Linked DNA regions of Homo sapiens: region 1 is linked to region 2. Evidence: chromatin contacts called from ENCODE Hi-C or POLR2A ChIA-PET data. All regions are on one chromosome and are shown on one strand. Each heading gives the region's core, a stretch centred on a gene start or an enhancer-like site at or near the end of the contact. The rest is flanking DNA. Distances are from core to core; before and after follow the strand shown. Region 1 overlaps LOC105373611 (a long non-coding RNA gene). Region 2 overlaps LOC105373611 (a long non-coding RNA gene).

What was found. Hi-C counts contacts between places; a loop is a spot of excess contacts on that map. ChIA-PET counts read pairs that join two places held with the same protein, here RNA polymerase II (POLR2A). Pooled maps may share reads with other maps.
Region 1: POLR2A ChIA-PET joins it to region 2 with 11 read pairs in AG04449. The contact joins two enhancer-like sites. A Hi-C loop is called at or near these places in 1 of 168 maps with a recorded cell type or tissue (endothelial cell of umbilical vein) and 1 of 50 pooled maps. POLR2A ChIA-PET finds 5 or more read pairs at or near these places in 3 of 52 experiments (AG04449, SK-N-SH and T-cell).

What each region holds. Positions count from the first base shown.
Region 1 is chr2:128,436,523-128,443,903 of GRCh38, forward strand. All of the region lies in intron 1 of LOC105373611 (a long non-coding RNA gene), which reads left to right. Among named protein-coding and RNA genes, the nearest start is that of HS6ST1, 120 kb to the left of the region's middle. RefSeq lists enhancers at 1,754-2,254, 2,255-2,755. Within about 2 kb of position 4,314, at least 4 of the 41 ENCODE cell types and tissues checked have a DNase peak (open chromatin) inside an H3K27ac peak, as active enhancers do.
Region 2 is chr2:128,404,750-128,411,342 of GRCh38, forward strand. It overlaps LOC105373611 (a long non-coding RNA gene), which reads left to right. Exons shown (of 3, transcript XR_923318.2): 1 at 1-240. Among named protein-coding and RNA genes, the nearest start is that of HS6ST1, 89 kb to the left of the region's middle. RefSeq lists enhancers at 3,350-4,347, 4,348-5,343. Within about 2 kb of position 2,467, at least 5 of the 41 ENCODE cell types and tissues checked have a DNase peak (open chromatin) inside an H3K27ac peak, as active enhancers do.

The sequences.
Region 1 (7,381 bases), core at 3,064-5,563, 34 kb after region 2:
CACTGCTAGTGCCTCATTGCTGCTGGGTTTCAAGGGCATCCCCATGAGTCCTGGGATGTGGGCTGATTGCTGAGATGAAGACCAGTGTGAGCAACTGGGGAGAAATCCTGGAGTCACAGGGAAGACATGTGCCTGGTAACTGTGCCAGTCTGCAGCGAGTCAAGGAAAAACAATTTTTTTTTTGGCTTCTGGCAAGTGGTGCTGGTTCAGGCTATGGTTCCAATTAGGACATATGGTGGAACTAACGAATATCTTCCACCGTACATTGTCGGCCAGATTTAGTGAGGAGAGGATGTGAGGTTTTCTTTGATGATGGTGATACCAGTAGCTCTCATCTCCTAAGCACCTACCAGGTGTCAGATCGTGGCATGTTGTTGCCTTTTGTCCTCACTACAACGCCGAGGGTAGGCATCATCGCTCCATCCCGTTGGCTCTGACCAGGAGTCTGGAAGTTCCTTTATTCATGTGGAAGGTGGGGCCTGGGTCCTCCTGGTTGAACTGAACACTGGCCATAGGTGAGAGCTGTGTGAGTGGTGTGTTGCACCAGGGAGGGGTGTGGAGGGGTGAGGGTGGGAGGCAAGAGCGCCAGGAGTTGGGGCCCTATCGGCAGAGCAAGACGCAGCCCCCCAGGACCCATAGGAAATGGAGAGCCTGGCATCAGCCTGGCCCCAGGCAGACCTGCGTCCACCAGCTGAGCCAGTTCTTGGAGTCTGGAGAACCTGGGTTTTTGTCCCCTCGGTCAAGTCCCTGGGGCTTTATAGGGCATCTACCAGGGGCCTGAAGCCAGGCGAGGCCTGGAGGAGGGGAGAGTGGAGGACGGGAGTGGTGCTGGGCAGGCGTCCCCGGCCCCGCCTGAGGAGCTCTGAGCTCAGTGGTCCGTGTGGCAGGAAATGAGGGTTGAGGCAGATGACTTCCAAGAGCTGATGTTGTATGACATGGAGGTCATCTGCTGCAGGCACTGGTGGGCTGGAAAGGCAGCCAGGGGCTGGGGCTGGCTGCTGTGGGTGGCTGGGCAGGCCGGCATCACATGAGTTCCTAGGTCTTTTAGTTTTTCTTTCTTTTTTCTTTTTTTTTCTGAGATAGAGTTTCGCTTTGTTGCCCAGGCTGGAGTGCAATGGCGCGATCTTGGCTCACCGCAACCTCTGCCTCCCGGGTTCAAGTGATTCTCAGCCTGAACCTCCCGAGGAGCTGGGATTACAGGCAGGTGCCACCATACCTGGCTAATTTTTTTTTAGTAGAGATGGGGTTTCTCCATGTTGGTCAGGCTGGTCTCAAACTCCTGACCTCAGGTGATCTGCCCGCCTTGGCCTCCTAAAGTGCTAGGATTACAGGTGTGAGCCACTGCGCCCGGCCTTCTGGTCTTCAAGTTTTTCAAGAGAAGTCAGAAACCCCCCTCATTTTATATGGTATTTACTGAGTTTCAAATGTTGATAAGTAATTAACAAACAAAAAACCCACTATAGGGTTAAACAAGACCCTTTGCTGGATGGATGTCCTGCGGGTGTCAGTGTGTGCATCTGGTGCTGGTGGCTTCATGTCCGTACATTGTGAAGCAAAATCCTGAAGAGCAGGGGCTGTGGGCACCTGGACTGGCACTGCCTCCTGGTGCTCGTCTCCTGGTACCCATCTCCTGGCACCCACCTCCTGGTGCCCATCTCCGTCCCCCGCCACCCCGTGCCACCCCCCAGTGTGGAGCGCAGCCTGGTCCGCAGAGGCCGTCCGCTAACCACTCCCGAGGACACGGCTGCTCTCCACACGGTTCCGTGACTGTCCTACAGGGGTCTGCCACTTCGTGTTGCACAAGTGGGTGTGTGAGTGTGTGAATGTGATCGTGTGTGTATGAGTGTGGGCATGAGGTGTAGGTGTGAATGTGGACATGAGGTGTAGGTGTGAGTGTGGACACCTGCATATGAGAGAGAGCCCGTGCACGGGGCAAGTTGGAGTGTGAGGTGTGAGCATGAGTGGGTGTATGTATGATGGAGTGCATGCATGTGTGCCTGTGTGTGTGAGTGAGCATTGTGCCAAATCTCCTCAGAGTCTGGGGTGCTTTGCAAGCTGAGCACCTTGGCTCCAAACCTCAGGGGGCAGGACAGCTGCCTGTCCACTGTGATTCCCTCTGTTCCTCTCCAAAACGCTCTGCCCACAACGAAGGGGCCTGAGCCCTTCCCCGTCTCTGGGGTCAGGCTCGGGCCTGGGCTCCCAGCACTTCTGTCTGGACCACTGGTTCCTGGGGCCCTGAGCCACTGTGTCAGAAGCTCGACTGCCCTGTGGAGAGGCCCAAGATCAACAGAAGAGGGATGGGGGCCCGCCATCCCCACCCATGTGCCGGGTATGAGAGTAGGCACGTTCTGGACCTCCAGGCCAGCTGTGCTGCAGGCTGAGCGCCACAGAACGACCTCCATCGCCCAACGTCACGTCACACCAAGCAGAAGAATCGCCCAGATGAGTCCTGCTCCAACTCTGAGCCCCTGGACAGTGAGATCTGATCGTATGGTGTGTTTTAAGCCACTACATCTTGGGATGGTTTGTAAAATAGCAGCAGATAAGCAGAATGATCAATTCCTTTAATATTTCCCAAATGGTAATGTGTCATGTTTGGTAAAGGGTTTCTTTCAGGCTGCTTCAAATTAGAAAGAACCATGTCAGCAAACTGTGACAATAAAAAAAAAGCAGCAGCCCGAATCCCAGTGAGACACAGGCTAGCTCATTCATTCAGATTCAATTCTAATGACGATGACTTATTTTTCCCCTGTTAGCAGCATCACTGGTAACTAAAGTTAGCCTTGGCTCAAAAATCAATGTATTATTTTAGAGCCTAAAGCAGGCAGGGAGTGAGCTGATGACTGACAGGAGGGCTGCAGGGCCTGTGGGTTCCAGGCCTCTCTCTCCTCCGCTGCTGCCTCCCGGGTAGCTGTGTGGAGCTGGCGGCCAGTAACCCTGAGGTTGAGCAGGAGCCCCCAGCAGGCTTTCCAGCTTCTCGGCCACGCCTTCCTTGATGTGGTGAGGCACACGTGTCAGCCAGCACTTGGTGGTGTGGGCTGACTTGTGCTTGTCCCCCGAAACTCCTTTACTAAAGTCCTCACCCCAGGAACTCAGAAAGTGACCTTATTTGGACCTAGGGTCCTTACACAGGTGGTCAAGGTAAAATGAGGCCTAATCCAACCACTGGAGTCTTTACAAGAGGAGATGAGGACACACACAGGGAGGTGACGCGAAGACACAGGACATCTGCAAGACACAGGGAGAGGCCGGGGACAGAGCCTTCCCTCACAGCCCTCAGAGGGCACCTTGATTTTGGACTCCTGGCCTCTACAGCTGTGAGACAGCAAAGCTGGGGTGTTGAAGCCACCTGGTGTGTGGCACTTTGTTCTGGCAGCCCGAGGTGACCAGGACACTTGGCACGTTCATGCTGATCACAGCTGCATGTGTGGGGGCAGCCATGAGCTTGCCTGGCCGAATGCCTGGGTGCTCCTGCGTGGTCACCTGCTGCCCCCCACCACGGCTTTCCCCATGTCACAGCAAGGTAGGCTGTGCACGCTTGTCCCAGGCTGGACCCTGCACCTCCCCCAGGAAGGTGGTTTGGGGCCACCTCCACTCTGTCCAGTGACCCTTCCCTTCTTTTGTGGCATTTTTGTGCTTTGTGGCTTCATTCCTATGAGGTGGGGGTCCCACCATGGGGACAACCAGGAATGACACTCCAGCTGGGTCCTTGGTTGCCCCACTTCTGAGTCTCACCAGTGAGAAATCCCCAAGCTGGAGTAGCCCCATGAATTCAAAATCGAAGCCCCTAGCAACTGTCAGTGGCTCCCTGCAAGCCTTGTTCCAAGCCACAGTGGTCCTGCCCTGGATCAAGGGAGCAAACTCAGAGGCACTGTGCAGAGGAGACTCCTGGTCGGCCTCAAGACAGTGCAGCGCAGCAAGCAGAGGCTTCAGGGAGGCAGGGCATAGGAGGACGGCCCCAGTGAGCAAGGAGCGGGCCCCACCCAGATGGCCATGGGCACAGAATCCTTGGGGAGCTGCGGAAGTCCTGGTGGAGGAAGAGGGCAGCTGAGGTCAGAAGGGGAGAGGGGAGGCTGGGCAGCAGCCCTGCTGCATTCCTGGGACTTGATGGTGATGGTCACACAGCGGCTCCAGGAAGCAGATTCTGAGAGGGTGTACTGGGCAGGACGACTTTAGGGAATTATCTTGGCATTGAGCAGGGGCGGGGAGGGGTAAGTTGGGATGCCAAGCAGAACTATTTTAGCCTTGGCTGATGGCCAGGGAGCAGTGGGCAAAGTGGCCCACAGAGGCTTCCCCTGGTGGGTGAAGAAGGCCCTTGGGTGTGGGCTGCCTGGGGAGGCGGCCTTGGCTGGCAGCTCTGCAGCTGAAGCAGACCCCACAGTGGCCGGCAGCCCTCCCAGCAGCCTGGTGACCACTGGGACTTTACTGCTCCTCAGGATCCCTTGGATGTGCCCCCCCCTCCACCCCAGCCTTCCTTGCCCGGTACTCATGGGCCCCAGGGGAGCCCATCAGATGCTGGCACGTGGGTCCCACCAGTTCTCATCCGGCACCTGCTTCCTTTGCCTTTCCCCTCCCCTTGGGCTCTGGCCAGCTCCAGAGATGCCCACATGGCCACAGCCTCAGGAGCTTGTTCAGCTGTGTGGAGCTAGTGCACGGTCATGGGGCCTGCTGGGCCCTGTGTCCTGCCTGTCCCTGCCCTGCCTGCCTACCCTTGAGCACAGCCCGTCCGGCTGGGCAGCCCCTTGGCGGGCAGCTGTGCGAGTTCCCAGCCCTTGGTGCTGGTCCTCGGGGCCCATGGCCTCAGCCTGGTACACCCGTCATGACTGCGTCGCTCATCTGTCCCCTTCTGAGTGTGTCCACTGCCTAGGCTGCTGCTGTTGGGGCTGCCCCTGGCTGGGCCAGGCAGGTTCCAGGAAGTGGAGCCTGGAGAGCTGGGAACAGAGGCTGTGGTGCCAAAGGCAGAGGCGGCAGGAGTGGGAGCAGCCTTCAGAGGTGCGGAGACGGGCAGAGGCCACCGAGGAGCACCACCTCCCAGGGCTGGACCACGTGCTGGGCCACGCGTTGACCTCTCTCCAAGCAGCTCCTGTCTCGCTGCCCTGAGCCCTGGGGTGTGGTTCAGGAAAGGCCACCTGCGCCTCTCCCCATAGGCAGGGCCACCCAGGCCTGCAGTGGTGGCAACTCCATCCCAGTCGGAAGCCTGGTGAGTCCCAGGGAGCCGTCCAGGGGACGCCACTGACCCCTTGGTCAGTTCAGCCATCACAGGGTGGCACCGGGGGCCCCTCCAGCCAGGCCCTCAGCCCCTCTCATTATCTTCCTAGTGCTCTTCCTGCTGTCTGTGGTCTTTGCTGTTTTTCTGTCTCTTGAATTTCCCTGACATTCCCTGCTCCTCTGTGCTTGGGGTTCACAGTCTGGAGGGGCCTTCTGTAGCTGGGTGCTGCTGGTGGGCACTGACGAGGGGTGTGTGAACGCAGCCTGGCTGAGGCCTGGGCAGGGAGCTGCTAGATTTTGCCTTGAGCCCTCTCTTGGGCGTTCCCCTTCCTGCTCCCCAGTCCTTATCTCGGTTCTCCCCTACCCAGTAACCAACTCATTAGCAGTCCATTTCATGGACAAGGTGACCTTCTCACACAGAGAGCAAGAGCCCCCCAACTGCCCAGGGGCGCAGAGTGGGAGCTGAGGCTGAGGCTGGGGGTGGGGGAAAGCACCTCCTGAGGGCAGTTTGCTCCAGGGAGCAAGAAGGAACTGGAGGGGGGATTCCTGGGTCTCCTCCAGAAAAGGCGCAGGCCAAGGTGAGCAGGGGCTTTGAGGGGAAGGCCCCGGGTGAGAATCTGCCCTGGGGTGCCCTTGAATCTGCAAACCATGGTTCCTTCCCAGAGAGGCCCTGAGGCTTTAGTTATGTGGCCCCAAATTGGCAACTACTTAAGGTCCTCTTTAGGGGAGTGGCTGTCTAAATTATGGAGTGATTGGAATGAATGCCCCTCAGCCATTCAAAGGTTTACTAAACATATGAATCCACGTGATAAAATGCTCGTCCTAGAAGCTTAAGTACAAAGAGCAGGCTACAAAATGGCCCGTGCCCCGCCCCCCACTTCTTGCAAATTTTGCTTTGTAAACAAATAGAAGTTAGGCAGAGAAAAAAGGCTGGAGGAAGTACTAGACCAATGTGGGAACAGTGAGTTTATGAGTTATTTACATTTTTCCTTTCCTTACAGTGAGTTTTTGCATTATTTACTTTTTTCTTTTCTTTTTGCCCTTGGGAATCACTGTGTAATGTGGGCAGCTGATTAGAATGAAGGTGAGGCAGCCAGGGAAAGGTTTACTAAACCTATGAATTAACACAAAAAAGCAGGCTACAAAAGCATGCCCTATTCTTGGAATTTTGCTTTGTAAAAAGCAGAAGTTATCTTAGTGGAGTAGGTGGGCCCTGGGGGTGCAGAGGAAGAGGCTCAGGAGTTAGAGCCTCCTTGGGGGCAAACCCAAGTCAGGAGGAGGATCTTTTTTCAGAGGACTTTCTCCATTTCCGGAGTGGAGTCGGGCCGGCGCTCCCCACACCCCTGCTCTGGTTCCCTGATAGAAGCAGTGCAGGAAAAAGTGCAGTAGCTGCCGGCCCGGGGCCTTCCCTTCTCTGCTGAGGTGGCCTGGCTGGGTCTAGTGCCTACTGGGTGATTTGCCAGCAAGAGCAAGTCAAGATTCTTGTGGCCCCTGCGGCCTCTCATGTGTAGTCGGAGTAGTAACCTGCTGACTTAGCTGGCACCCTCCTGTTACCGGAAAGGGGTCCCGATCCAGACCCCAAGAGAGGGTTCTTGAATCTTGCACAAGAAGGAATTTGGGGTGAAGTGAAAGCAAGTTTATTAAGTAAGTAAAGGAATAAAGAATGGCTACTTCATAGGCAGGGCAGCCCTGAGGGCTGCTGGTTGCCCATTTTTGTGGATATTTCTTGATGATATGCTAAACACGGGGTGGATTATTCATGCCTCCCCTTTTGAAACCATTCAGGGTAACTTCCTGGCGTTGCCATGGCATTTGTAAACTGTCATTGCGCTGATGGGAGTGTGGCAGTGAGGATGACCAGAGGTCACTCTCTTCACCATCTTGCTTTTGGAGGGTTTTGGCCGGCTTCTGTACTGCAGCCTGTTTTATCAGCAAGGTCTTTATGACCTGTATTTTGTGCTGACCTCCTATCTCATCCTGTGACTTAGAATGCCTAACCATCTGGGAATGCAGCCCAGTAGATCTCAGCCTTATTTTACCCAGCCCCTATTCAAGATGGAGTTGCTCTGGTTCACATGCCTCTGACGCTCCTGCGGATGCTGCCGGGGGGGGCGTGAGGTCCCGCCGGCCTGGCGTGCAGCAGCTCTGCATGGGGCTTCATCTGAGGTCTGGT
Region 2 (6,593 bases), core at 1,217-3,716:
TTGAATAGACCATTATGCATTTTCTAGCTCTTTAAAGGTGGGACTATGGTGACAAGTGACCAGCTTGTACTGGTCCGTCTGGGGCTTTCCTGGTTTTTCAAGGTAGGTCCTGTGTCTGGAAATCCCCTCAGTCCTAGACAAACTCTGATATTTAGTGGCCCTATGGTGTGAGGCCTCTTTCCTTCCTCCCCTAGGGTCAAGCTTGCTGTGCGGAGCTGTGGAGTCTGCTGGAAAAACCAGGTATTTGAAGGTGATGGGGTTACGGCTCGACCCCTGGCTGGTCAGGGGCCCCCGTGGTGGCTGTGCTGGGGCTCTGGGAGAAGGCCAGCAGGCCTTGCTGTCCGGCAACCTCCCTCCCTGCTGAAGGGTCAGCTCCTGCCTCCTGCTTTCCAGGGGAGAATGGTACTGGGTACTGACATGGCCAGGTGTGGCCAGATCCCCACCACTATTAGCAGGTATTCTTGAGCAACTCCAGGAGCCTCCATTTCCTAATACAGAAAATGGGCAGGAAAATCCTAAATCAAGTTGATGGGAACTTTCAGTGTAATCACATAAATAAAGGCACTGGGATGAGGTGGTCCAGCAAGCATTTCTACCTCTAGTGAGGGCCTGGTGAGACCTAGGCACCGTGGCTGTAACCCTCACAACAGCCTTACGGGTTGGCACTAATGTGATCTCCATCTGGCAGACGTGAAGACTGAGGCTCGGTGAGGCCGAGTGATCTGCCCAGGGTTACAGATGTGTGGGAGGCAGAGCTAAGCTATTGTTCCAACCCCAGGCGCACTTTTGTTTGACTGGGCCTGTCCACAGGCTCAGGGTGGTAGCCAAGTGGCTGAGATTATGCAGCTTTCATATGTGGACTGGGATCAGACTGTTGGTCCAAATTTCTCTTGAACCGGGCCTCCCCATGACTGTGGGACCGTCCCGCCAGTGGAGCTCTGGACCGGGTGATCCTCTGGCTCAGAGTAGTGGGAACAGCTAACAAAACCAACAGCCCCCATGGGTGCCCATGCTTTGTTAGAGTTGGGAGAAAATGAGGGACCCAGCAATGTGATTTGGGCAGTGGTTCATTCATTCCCTAATTCATTCTTGCATACATTAATTCATTGCAGCCATGCACTTACCCTTTTAGCCACCTGTGAGCTCATAATCTAGGGAAGGGAGGGCCCCACTAGTGAACACACTGGTGTTCAGAGGGAGGGAGGAGCACCTAAGGGGTGCTGCCTGGGGCAGTCAGAGAAGGCTTCCTGGAGGACGAGGCATTTGAACTACTCCTGGAGACTAAATGTGCCTTCTGGGTGGACAAACCATGGGTGGGTGGCATTCCAGCCTCCAGGCTGGCACATGCAGAGGCAGTTTGATGCTGCTGGACTGCAGGAAGGTGTGGAGGGAGTAGAGGGGAGGAGGCCACGTGGCTCTGTGGCCTCACAAAGGTGCTCTGTGTAGTCCTAGAGGCTCTGAGTAGTCACTGAGAGTCCTGATGGGCAGGTACAGCTGGCTGTGTGGGCTAAGAAGGCACAGTGTGGATTACTGGGGGACTGAAACCATCCTGTTGAAGGGTAGTGGCTGCTGAGAGCCAAGCAGGGTGGAGTCCCAATCCCTGCAGCACACCTCCATCCACATGGCTGTGCTGTGTTCTCATGGGCTCCCCAGAAGCCCTCGTGTCCTTGGCACACCCTGGAGTCAGATTGTGGACAGGAGCATGGATGATCAGACAAAGGTGCTGGAATCTTCAGGACCCAGTGACTTGACTGACCGATCCCAGTATAGGGTGGAGAAAGGGAGGGGTCTAGGCTGAGGCCCAGGGCTGATGTGGGGCTGGGTGGAGGGGCGAGAGGCGATGCAGGAGGAGCTGGTGGTGAGAGCTTTCTGGGGTTAGGGGAATGGTGAGGACTTGTTTGGATTTGGAAAGGAAGACATCATGCTCTGCCTTTCCCAGGAGCAAGTGCCTCTCAGCTGCTCTGACAGCTCCTCAGCCTGCTGTTTTGCACAATATACGATTTCTTTGCATAACAGACAGAATAATCTCATTTTCTCACTGGCTACACAGCTTAGCTTTCAATCAATTATCCCCAAATACATTAAAAAAAGGGCTCCATGTCACATCTCTGCCTGCTCAGTGCTCCGTTTCCCTGTCAAGGAATTTGCAAATCAATTGCTTTAACAATACTTTCCACAAATTACCTTCGAATGCCTGTGATGTCACCCACAGTTAATGCGCTCCTGATAAATAATGCATCAGGAAATGGTGAGGGTTTTTTACCCCCGCCCTGGCACACGATAAAGGAGTCTGCCTGTTCTTGGGCCGAGCACCCTGACTTTAGCCTCTGGGGCCTGGCCAGGTGGACGGATGGGTGCTGGCGGCAGGACAGCAAGGTAGCTGGCTCTGCTGCACTGCCTGGTTTGCTGTGCAAGACCCTGCCCCTCCCTGTCCCGTAGGGTGGCACTGATGCCTGGGGATGGTCACAGATGCATTACAGTGTGGTGAGCCATAGTGGCTTCAATGGAGGAGCTCGGCCTCCGGGGTGTGGGGACGGCAGTGGCTCTCACTGTGGCGCATGGCCTGATGGGGAGAGAGCACTTTTTGGGAGGCACTGGGAAGCAGAGGGCTTTCCTAAGCTGGCCAAGCTCGCAGGCTGAGGAGCCCGTGGATCTGCATCCCTGGAATCAGCCTGTCACCATCCCACCTGCAAAGCGACTCTGGAATATCCTCTGCGCTGAGCTGGGCTGGGGACCCTGAAAGCAGGGCCTAGAAGGGCATGAGGAGTGTGGCCCTGGGGGATAGCTGTGTGTCCTGGGGCTCAGGCAGCACTGAGCTGGCCCTGGCTGAGGTGGTGGGGTGACTGGAGGGTCCCGGCCTCCATGGTCGGGGAGTTTGCAGTTCCTTCCCCGTCTACTGTGTGCACGTGTGCCTATATGTATGTGTATGCAGGCATGCATGGGCGTGTATGTGCATGTGTGTAGTCAGCTCATGAGTGAGACTGGGTGGGCAGTGCAGTAGAGACGGGGTCCTGGAAAGCCTGTCCTCTGAGGCTGTGGGCTTCGTGGCGGGGGGGACTGGGCCTGCAGGGGAGGGAGTGTGTGGGAGGGGGATTCATGGGATGTGATAGGTGTTGTTTTGCCTTTTCTTTTTTCTCTTTCTTTTTCTTTTTTTTTTTTTTTTTTTTGAGACAGAGTCTTGCTCTGTCATCAGGCTGGGGTGCAGTGGCCAGGCTGATCACGTTGGCCAGGCTAGTCTCGATCTCTTGACCTCGTGATCCACCCGCCTTGGCCTCTCAAAGTGCTGGGATGACAGGCGTGAGCCACCGCGCCCGGCCTGTTTTGCTTTTTCTATCCCACAGACTGGATGTGGGGACAGTATAAGACAATGTTCTGGTGGCTGAATCCCTTAGAAATTTCAGGGTTTTGTTTTATTGCGGGGAAGGAGGTTGGGACCACAGAATTTGCTTGCGAGAATAAAGTTATTTTTTCCTGCATGATTATTACCACTACTAGTGTCATAATAGCTATAAGTGTGTTTTGATGCAGCAAGCGAAAATCATAGGGATTCTAGAAAACCCAAATAAATTGCAGCACGTTTACAGCAGCAACTACAAACAAAGGTCTGGAAGTATCCTGAGCTCCCAGCTGTGAGGAAGTTGGATGGGGGCGGGGGCGGCCTGCATGGGCCCCACGTGGGAGACACAGGCCCTGTTATACCACATCTAGCCAGGGTCCTGCGTGGCAGGCATGTTGTGTCTAGTTTAAGCATCCCATGGCATTTCATTCAGGTCTTGGGAACACACACCTTGGGAACAAAGCCAGTCTGTCTGCAGGCTGCAAAAGAGGATGCCTGGCCAGGAAGTTGGGGAGGATTTGGGGTAGAATGTGAAGGGCGACTCCAGGGCACAGCAGTTCCTGAGGCCTCTGGGAACGGGATATCCATGTGGTGGCTGAGAGAGTGCCCAGCCTTTCTGGGTGGAGCAGAGGCAGATGGGCAAGCTTCCCTGTCCTACCCTGTTGCGTGGCTTTCCCTGGGCGTGTGTCTTTGTCTTGAGATGATAATTCCGGAGGATGCAGTTGCGTGGGCGGCGGGCAGGGGCCCTGTGGTTAGGGTGGGCGGCGGGCAGGGACCCTGTGGTTAGGGTGGGCTGTGGGGTGCTGCCCACTGTGCTGCAAACACAGGGGACTGATGGCACATGAACAGGGAGAGGTCCTGGGAGGTCCTGATGCTCGTCATGGTCAATGAAAAACTTCCTCCAAATACAGGCCTGCCAAGCTGCTTTTATTTTATGAATTCATGTTAACACATCACAGAAGTGAGTTTTTGTGGAATGTGCTTTGGGAAATACGCTCATGAGTGAGTCAGCTGCAAGAAACCATCGAGCTGTCCCTGATTTCCTGTGAGTTCCTTGGGCTGGGTCCTGGTCCTGGACAGTATGGATGGCCAGACACCAGGGAATTGGCTGGCCTCAGGGCTGACCCAGCCTCCTGGGCTCTTGCACTCAGGTCTCCTAAGGACCAGCAGGGCTAGGGAGCAGATATGTCAGGCCCTTTGTGATTGTGGTGTCCTGGTCTTTAGGCCTTCGGAGACCCAAGCAAGAGGGAAAGTGGGTAATGGGGGAGAAATAGAACATGGATTGGATGGACTCAGAGCCCATCAGGATTGTGGGGCCATGGGATTTTAGCCTCACAAAACCTGAATCCACTCTTGCGGTAGGACAGGGTCACTTGGGGGCTCATGGGGAGGAGGTAGGTGCAGTTGGTAAGTCAGAGGCGCTCTGCCCTGATATAGCCCCTCCCTAACTCCCTAAACCCATGACCAGGCACACGGCCGGCCCTGGGCTTTATTGCTCCTCTGAGACCCACATGAGCAGCCCAGGTGGCCACAGGGCTAGGGCAGTGTGAGCTCAAAGGTGAAATATCAGGTAGCAACAGGGCATCTCAAACAGCCAATGAGCTGAAGAAAGCCGCTAACCTCACCAGTCCTGAGAGGGAGGATGAGGCACTGCTGCCTCACACCCAGCAGGACTAGAGGCCTTGGCATGTCAAACGACAGTGGTGTTGGCCAAACTGTGGGGAGCAGGCCTCTCTCAAGGGGGTGCTCTTGGTGTAAGAGCAGCCCGGTGTGTTTAGAGACATTTGGACTGGGTGTGGCACAGGCCTCCATGGTCCTGCACCTGCTCTGTACTGAGACACTCCACACAGTCCCCAAAGAACTGTGAGGGTGTTCATCCAGCATTCTCTGGATGAGTGGATGAGTGACCCGTGGCAGTGCCATGGACCCCTACGCAGCAGGGAGGTGACACCTGGGCTTCTGTGAGCAGCTCACATAGGCTGGGGCTGGGTGGCAAGGTCCAGCACGGGAAAGAAATGCATGGTGCAATACTCTTTAGGTAGATTAAACTACATGGCCTGGAAGGACAGATTCCAGGAAGCCTCCACATTGCAGGAAGTCTATCTGGCGTGTGGGAGTAGATGCCTCTGAGGGAAAGGGTGGTGGGTGGGGCTGGGGATAAAGGGGAAGAAAAATGGTAAAGACCACAGCAGTGTCTTAGCCTGGGTTCCCTAGAAACCAGAGCCGGGACAAGGACTGAGTACCAGTGCTTTGTTTAGGAGGACAGGTGGGAAGGATGAATGGGAACCGGGAGGACACAGCGGTCAGGCCACAGGTGCACACTGTCAGCCACATGGGACACCTCTCGACCTGCAGTGTGGAGAGTTCCTGCCTTGGATGAGTCCATAGGAGAGAAGAAGGGAGGACGAAGGTGTCTGTGGGCTCCTCTCCTCTCCCTCCACCACCCATTTGCAAGAGGTCACCCCCATGAGGAGTCCCTTGCCTGCCCTTTTTGGCAGCATTTCACTTCTGGGTCTGCATGTGGCAGGAGGAGCCAGGGACCCCAGGAGCATGGCTGGTTGGCTACGAGCAATGGAATTGCACAGAGCAGTGGAATCGGGTGAGCTGGTGGCTGTGGGAGTGAGAGGGAGCGAGAGGTGGAAAGGCAAGAGAGCCTGAGAAGATGCCCAGGAGGGGGCTATGTCGCCTGGTGATGGTGGAGGAGGATGAGCCCAGCTCATCTTGCCTGAGAAGATGGACATGCATGTGGCTTAGATCCAAGCAGACCTGAGCGTGAGTCCACGAGCAAATTATGCAGCTGCTCTAGCCCCCTTTTCTCAGATAGAATGGAGACCATGAGCATGTCTGCCTCATGAGGGTTTAGTGATATAAAGTGCCCGTCACATGGTTGGCACTCGGCAAATGTAGCCCTTTGTGGCTAGTGGGGCAGTGGGCAGGCCTGCTGTGGGGCACCAGCCACTCAGCCACTCTGGGCAGCCAGCAGCCCCAATCTGAACTCAGGACCGTTACATTTTCCAGCTTGCCTTGTAATGAGTCTTTTTAACATTGTAATGTAGCCTTGGAATCCTGCAATAAGCTGTCCGCGTCCAGGAGAAAACCTACCTGGAGTAGTTTTGCTTCCTAATTGAGTGCATCAGTGATTTTTCTCCTTAGGTTTCTGTGTTTTGACATTTGATTACATCCAGCTTCACACTCGGAGCTCTCTGTGTACTAAGCACTAATTATTTGATGTATCCTGAAATAGAGAAAACAACAT